Regions from separate parts of the Homo sapiens genome. Here region 2 is linked to region 1. Evidence: chromatin contacts called from ENCODE Hi-C or POLR2A ChIA-PET data. All regions are on one chromosome and are shown on one strand. Each heading gives the region's core, a stretch centred on a gene start or an enhancer-like site at or near the end of the contact. The rest is flanking DNA. Distances are from core to core; before and after follow the strand shown. Region 1 has its middle 9.7 kb from the start of LINC01679. Region 2 holds the start of ITGB2 (integrin subunit beta 2).

Region 1 (3,747 bases), core at 785-3,284:
GTGTTGAGTCCTGGCCAGTTCCCCCTGCCTGGGCTCAGGTGGCAGCTGAGAGGGGTGTGGAGGACACCTGGCCCCTCACACTGAGCCTGCTGTCCTCGGAACAGGCTCTGCAGAGACCAAGACACCAGCTATGGAATAGCTGATAGGCACCAATATGCCCTGGGCCCTGTCTCACCACTAGCATCACCACACACACTTCTCCGACGCTCCTCCCTCCCGGCTCTTCGAGATGCCAGCAGAAGGAGACACAGTGCCCGAGTGATGTGCAGCGGCACGGGGTCCCCCAGCCCGGCAGGTGAGAGAACGGGGCCGGCTTGGTTCAGGGAGGCCCCAGCTGAGGCCTCCTGTCCAGGCAGCCGGTAAATAGTTTAAATCCTTTTTTCCTCACTATCAAAATAATACATATTCATTGACAGAGAATTTGGAAATTAAGAACATTACAAGAAACAGAAGGAGAAAAACCCACCATATATTCACAACACAAAGAGAACACCTTCAACATTTTGGAATGTTTCCTTCCAGCATTGCCTGTTTCTGTGCATTTCAAAAACATAGTTAAATAATGTCTGTGTGTGTGTGTGTGTGTGTGTGTGTGTGTGTGTGTGTGTGTGTGTGTTCTAGCTGGGTTTTCTGAGATTCTGTATTTGTCTTTTTGGCATCCATTTGTCACAGGGCCAATTGTATTCACTATAATTTTCTTATTTTCTGTATTCTTGATGCTCTGGCATTCAAAGACTCTTGCAGACTGTCCCTCCCAGAGCTGGCTGATTTCAGAGCCAAGATAGGGCTTGGCCTAGAGCAGCCAGTCCTGTCTATACCCCAACCATCCGCTTCATCTCACTGGTACACCAAGCCAGCATTTTCCCTGCCCTAGATGACCTCAGAGCCAGGCAAGCAGGGACAGCCCCTACGCCCCAAAGTCCAACAGAATTGTTCATGCCAGCCAGTCCTGAGTCTACCCGCCTGCCCTGCCTTTCCCAAGGAAACCCCAAGAAAGGCTGGTGCCTACTCCTCCCCAAACTAACTGGCATTTCCTGGCCCTGTGATGCGTCGCAGGCCCCTCCTCTTGTAAATACAAAAATCTCCTTTCTGGGATATGGCCTCTTCGCGTTGACACTCAGTCATACCTCCGTAAACTCACTCCCGGGTTTGATTTTAACCCCACGTGTGCGTGTGTGTGGTGTGTGTGTGCATAAGCTTAGCTCACGTTTGTTGCTCAACACTGTAACCATGGGGGTCTCCAGTGCCGTTAGCATCCTTTTTCAATGTAATTTGTAATGATTGTATGGCATTCTCTCCTATGGATATACCCAAATCTCTCCTTTTGCTATATTGGATTTGCTTCTGTACATTTTTTAATTACCCTGAGATGAATCTTTTTCTGCATCAATATTTTCCCATAGCTTGGGATCTTTCCTTATGTTAGAGGATCAGAAATAGAAGCCCAGGATTGAAGGAACGTCTTCAGGTTGCAGATTCACGTTGACAACATCCTCTAAAAGTCTACCTGCATTTACGCTCCACTGAGGATGATCAGTTAATACAATTTCACTAGTTCAACAGGGAAACTGTAGTGTCCGGATGTACATTCTTTTGTTGACGAATGAGGTCGAACTTTCTTCCCGGTGTTTAGTGTTCCCTTATATTTACATCCTTGAGAACTCCCTACTCCTCTTCTCGACCTGCCTTTCAAGTTGAGGTATGTTTTAAAAAGGTAAACTGAGGCATAATATACTTTTTAAAGAGTTGACTTGAGCAAACCACCATTCATGAATCAGGCAGCCCCACACCAGAATGGATCAGGAGCTCCACCAAGGGAACACAGGGGCAGCTCTCCTAGGACATGCGCAGATGTCAAGCAGAGAAAGTGGTCTGATTGGTCGCAGGTACGCCATTGCCTGTTGTACACCAGAGAAGGTATCTGATTGGCCACAGGCATGCAGTTGACACACATAAAGCAGAGAAAGTATCTGATTGGCTGCTAGCAGGCAGAGAAGGTATCTGATTGGCTGCAGGCATGCAGTTGCCTGACATGCACCAGAGAAAGTATCTGATTGGTCGTAGGTACAGCAGTTGCCTAAGGTGAAGCAGAGAAAGTATCTGATTGGCCGCATGTACGCAGTTTCTTTATTGGGTCCGTCCCATTGGAAAGTCCCTGGTTATGTAAGTTTGTTGGCTGCCTCTGATTGGTGGAGCTTAAGTTCTGTTTCTCTTTAATGCAGGCATTTACAAGAAATAGCTCAGTTTCGCTTACCTCTGCAACTCAAGCTGGGGTGAGATCACTTGCGAGGACTGCCTGGCACCATTCGCTTGGGCCTCTTGGGGCCTAGTCTCCGATTTAATGTAACGGGCCACTGAGACTTCTTTATTTCCGTTTGGAGAAGTTCTTTGCTTATGAGGGGATTGTTACGGGTTGAATTACGTCTGTCTCCATTCCACTCCCCCATTTCTATGTCGAAGTCCTGACCCCCAGTACCTCAGAATGTGACTCATTTGGAAATAGCTTTTTGCAGATGGAATTGGTTAAAAGGAGGCCATGCTGGAGTAGGCTGGGCCCCTAATCCAATGACCACTGTCCTTCCGAGAAGGGGAGATTTGAGCACAGACAGGTGCTGGAGAACGCGTGTGAAGAGGGAGACAGGGACCGGGATGACGCTTCCACCAGCCAGGGAATGCCAAGGGTCCCAGAGGCGCAGAGAGAGGCCGGGGCAGACGCAGTCCCCCAGCCCCGGAAGGAACCAGCCCTGCCAACGGCTTCAGCTCGGGGGTCCGGCCTCCAGCAGCGCAAGAGAGTGAATGTCTGTTGTCTGGACCCCCGTCTGTGGTGCTTTGTGCAACAGCCGCGGGACACCCAGGGGTCAAGCCTGACCAGCCGGATGGCTGCCAGCATGGTCTCGATTTTCTCCATGGGGGATGGAAGGCAGCTCTGCTCCCCTTTCCTGGCAAGGCCCCTCGGAGCTGGCCCTGCACGGTTCATGTCACAGAGGGGCCCGATCCCCTTTTTCTCCCCAGAGAGGAGCTCTAGGGGGTTCCCGACAGCCCAGGACGACATGACGCAAGCAGCCCTCAGTCCCAAGTCCCCTCTGTGACACCCGCTGCAGGTGCCAGGCAGCTGTTGGGGGGCGGCTGTTGGGGAGCCCATCTGAGGGGCTTCCAGCCACAGCTGGTGAGGGTCCCTTGGTCCTCAGGGATGCATCCTGGATAGGAGTCCAGGACTGCAGCTCCTGCTCACCTGGTTGGGCAAACTGCGTATAGAACGAGGGCCCCAGCACCAGGAAGGGCCCCCAGCACAGAGGATGTGGGATGAGAGTGGTACTGGGCAGGGTGGAGTTTCAACAGACAGAGGTAGAAGCCTCAGGCCAGCACAGCCCTGGCAGCCTCGTGGCCCCCAATGCCGCTGGGTCAGAGCCAACAGGACAGCCTGGCCTCACGCTGAGGCCACAGCAGGGCGGGCTGGGGCTCACTCCCTGCACATTGCTTGCACCTCTGCTCTCAGCCCCACGCTTTGTTTCTAGGGGCCCGGAAGCTGCACACTCACTTCCAGAACTCCCGTGCCTACGGGCGCCTCAGCCAGCTCTGCCGCAGGAGGAGGGGCAATGCTTCTTGCTTCCAGTTGGCATCGGCGGCCCCTCCGGTCAGGGCAGGTGTCCTCGCCCTGCTGGGGGCAGCCCCTCTGGTCAGGGCAGGCATCCCCACCCTGCGGGAGGCGGCCCCTAGGGTCAGGGCAGGTGTCCCTACCCTGCTGGA
Region 2 (3,747 bases), core at 878-3,377, 1.6 Mb after region 1:
GTGGTTCAGGTGAGAAGCTCCAGGCTCAGGAGTGTCCAGCTGCCTGGGCAGTGTTTGGATCTCATGCCAGCCCCTGCCAGGAGGCCCTGCTTCTCCAGCCCAGCCCACGCCCACCAGGAAATGCCCCTATTTACTCCCTTGAGGCAAAGGCCCTTGGGTGGCTAAGCGTCCCCTCTCCCAGCACTCGGAGCTGAGCGTCCCCTCTCCCAGCACTCGGAGCTGAGCATTCCCCTCTCCCAGCACTCGGAGGCACCTGCAGTTGCTCAGCTGTTCATTGAGTGCTGGGAGTGGAAACTCATACGCTGAGCGGCAGTGACGCTGCGGAGCTGACAAACCCCACAGCCCGCCCGGTCACCTGCTTCACCGAGGGCCACAGCCCCCCCGGGGTCAGGTGGCCACAGGGGTCCTGGCCATGTGGGACATCTGTTCTGTGGCCCTGCTCAGGATGGCACCCGGCGGGGACTGGCCCTGGGGCCGAGGCATGGGCTCAGCCGCCGCCCTGCAGGGACGTAGCCAGGGACCTCTTCCCAGCAGAGGGACTCCCCCACTCATCCCCAGAATACTGAGGGGCACGCTGGGTGCCAGGCTGGCAGGGACCCTGGGGATTCTGCTGTGAGCTGGATGGGGAAGGAGTTCCTTCCTAAAATGTGGAGTCTGGAGGCCACTCTTGGTAAAGTGCTGGCCCCCGGGGATTCTGCAGTGAGCTGGGCATGGATTCTGCAGTGAGCTGGGCTTCACTCATGGTGAAACGCTGGGGTGACGGCAGACAGCCCAGAGCTTCTAGCAGCTCATTTCTGTGAAGCCTCCAGAATCCGGCCTCAGCCCCCAAACCCGCAGGCGTTGCGCCACCGTCACGGGGAAGGCGAGTGACAGCGAGTGTCCCCTATGCCCCCACAGCTCGCTCCCAGGCTGAGCTCTCCGGCCATCCCCCCCCTTCCCCATTGCAGCCATGCCACCCCTCCTTCTCCCCACCCAGGAACTGACAGAGGAGAGGGGCCCCGGATGGACAGGGACAGCAGGGCAGAATCCCAGCTCCCAGATCCAGGGGAGGGGGGATTGGGTGTGGGGACGGTGGTGCAAGGGGTGGTGCCAGGGGTGGAGGATGCATGGGGAGGGCTGGCCCCAAGAGTGCAGTGTTGGGGGAAGGGGGCCAGGTGGGCCTGGGACCCAGGGGCGTGGCTTCAATCCCCCTCCCACCAGGACCTTGGGAATGGCCTCCAGGAGCCTGTTGTGGGGAGGCCAGGGTCACCAGCTGAACCAACTCGACCAGAATCGCACAGCGGTGCCCGCTCCCCTACAGCAAGACGTCACCCAGGGGTCCCCACGGAGGAGGCAGGGAAGCTCGAGGGTCCCAGAGGAGCATGGAGCATGTGCCACACCACACCACACTACATTACACATGTGCACCATACATGTACATACAACAGACTCCCCACATCACATGCGCACACTCGCACACCATACATGCACACACACACACCACACTACGCTATGCCACACACGTGCACCATACATGCACACCATGCCACACTACACACACGACACTACACACCACGAACCACACCACACCATATCACACACCACACACTGCGAGTCGATCTGGAGATGGAATCGCTGTAGCCAGGCGGGGCAGCATGCAGACAGGAGGGCCTAACACAGGCAGGCGCAGCAGGTTCACAGAGGAGGCCCCGGGAACCTGCCTCCTGCCCAGCCCGGAGCACCAGGACCCCCCAGCCGTCCCCCTAGGGGCTTGTGGGCCCAGCCTCTTCCTGGCCTTGCCGGCCTCACAGCCCCTTGTCCTCCCATGCCGGCCCCATCCTCAGCCGCAAGCGCTCCCAGCACACCATGTGGCTCTGCTCTTGGTGGCAGGCACTTCCCCTTGCCGGGTCTCAAAGGGGACCCTGGAGCAGACGGTCTGGAGACCCCTTCCTGCCAGACACCCCTGGGCCGGGGCTATAAGCAGGGCCACCAGGGTCACTCCAGGCTGGGGCAGGAGAGTGCTTCCCTCCAAAAATCACCGTGGACATAGCGGGGCCTCTGCACACTCACCCTCGGTGTGCTGGAGTCCTCGGCGGTGCTCCTGGCTGGGCGTGGGGGCTTTGCTACCAGTCTGCCCTGGGTCACGTCTAGAAACCTCAGCTGGAGGCGCGGGTCGTAAAGTCCTGACACTTCCTGTTCCTCTCAGCTCCTCCTTGGAGGAAGTGGTGGGTTGCACCACCGTGGCCCTTCACCCCTGCCCCTCTCCGCTCTACAGCAGCTCTGATGTCAGAGAGCGGCCCCTTGAGACAGGTGGGACATGTCATTTCTCACATGAGGTCCCGGCGAGAAGGACCTGCTTCCATCAGATTCACACTTGGGAGAGGGGCCCGGCCTCCAGGAGCGCCAGGCAGAAAGGGCACCCATTAGGAAGAAGAACACAGAGGCCATGGGAGTGAAAAGTTTGATGCTGGAAAGCAACAGTAGCACATTCTGCTACAGAGCGGAATGAAAAACCCTGGGGAGCAAATTCCTGAGCCAGAGAATGGAGCGGAGGAACCAGCCAAGGAGGATAAAGAGGTGGGAACAGGCAAGAAAACCTGGGTGCGTGCACGCATTGACATCCACCTGCATGTGAGGGCGGGAGGGGACAGAACAGGGACAGCGAGGAGGAGACACTCAGGTCACAGGAGGAAGGCTGCGGATCTGGGCGGGGACGTGGATTGCGAGGCCACTGAACACCCCAGGGATGGATGGATGAGGTCCTGTTAACTAGGGACATTAGGAGGATACCACAGAACACGAAAGGGAAAATACTACAGGCTCAGAGAGAGAGAGAAGGGAGAGGAGGAGGAGGAGGAAGAGGAGGGAAAGAGATTATACCTAGAAAAAAAACCCAAATCAGACATCTTCAGAGCAAGGACTCAGACACATTACTACCCTAAACTCTGTTTTATTTATTTATTTATTTTTATGTTTTCAGTTTTTTTTGAGACAGAGTTTTGCTTTTGTCACCCAGGCTGGAGTGCAGTGGCGTGATCTCAGCTCACTGCAACCTCTGCCTCCCGGGTTCAAGCAATTCTCCTGCCTCAGCCTCCCAAGTAGCTGGGATTACAGGCACATGTACCACCACGCCTGGGTAATTTTTGTATTCTTAGTAGAGACAGGGTTTCACTATGTTGACCAGGCTGGTCTTGAACTCCTGGCTTCAAGTGATCCATCCACCTCTGCCTTCCAAAGTGCTGGGATTACTGGCGTGAGCCATGGCTCCCGGCTCCTAAACTCTGTTTTAAAGATGTCTTGCAGAAATAGACATGAAGAAATCCATGAGAAATACAAGAGCAGATGATACAAAGTTGGGCAAAGAAATAAGTAAAAATTATGATGTCATAACCTGTTGATTTAAAAAATAGTGGTAAGAATATTAACGCTGTGAAACAAAACGCCTAGAGGACTGGGTTGGGAGGGGCCAGGGAGCACATTGCCGTTCCATCCTATCTGGGGAGGAATATAGATGCTTGTCAGTGGGCATTTTGATAGAAAATATCTAAGTATATATGCTAACAATTCAAGAGTCTCCTTAAGAATAAAAATAGCATGTATATACCTGAAAAAAAATATGACAAATCTTTATTTTGGGCATGGTGGCTCAAACTTGTAATCCCAGCACTTTGGGAGGCCGAGGTGGGAGGATCACTTGAGCCCAGGAGTTCGAGACCAGCCTAGGCAACATTTGGAGACCCAGACCCTCATCTCTACAAAAAAATTTTC

The links. Hi-C counts contacts between places; a loop is a spot of excess contacts on that map. ChIA-PET counts read pairs that join two places held with the same protein, here RNA polymerase II (POLR2A). Pooled maps may share reads with other maps.
Region 2: a pooled map shows a loop between it and region 1 (8-fold over the local background). The contact joins the promoter of ITGB2 here to the enhancer-like site in region 1. A Hi-C loop is called at or near these places in 2 of 50 pooled maps. POLR2A ChIA-PET finds 5 or more read pairs at or near these places in 2 of 52 experiments (B cell and GM12878).

The regions. Positions count from the first base shown.
Region 1 is chr21:43,350,762-43,354,508 of GRCh38, forward strand. No RefSeq gene overlaps it. Among named protein-coding and RNA genes, the nearest start is that of LINC01679, 9.7 kb to the right of the region's middle. RefSeq lists enhancers at 1-241, 2,101-2,400, 2,541-2,630, 2,801-3,040 and a silencer at 3,451-3,747. Within about 2 kb of position 2,035, at least 3 of the 41 ENCODE cell types and tissues checked have a DNase peak (open chromatin) inside an H3K27ac peak, as active enhancers do; they include B cell and GM12878, where a contact is called at or near this core.
Region 2 is chr21:44,918,772-44,922,518 of GRCh38, forward strand. ITGB2 (integrin subunit beta 2) reads right to left here and starts at 2,128. Exons shown (of 16, transcript NM_000211.5): 1 at 2,050-2,128. It overlaps ITGB2-AS1 (ITGB2 antisense RNA 1), which reads left to right and starts at 2,264. Exons shown (of 3, transcript NR_038316.1): 1 at 2,264-2,556. RefSeq lists a silencer at 719-778.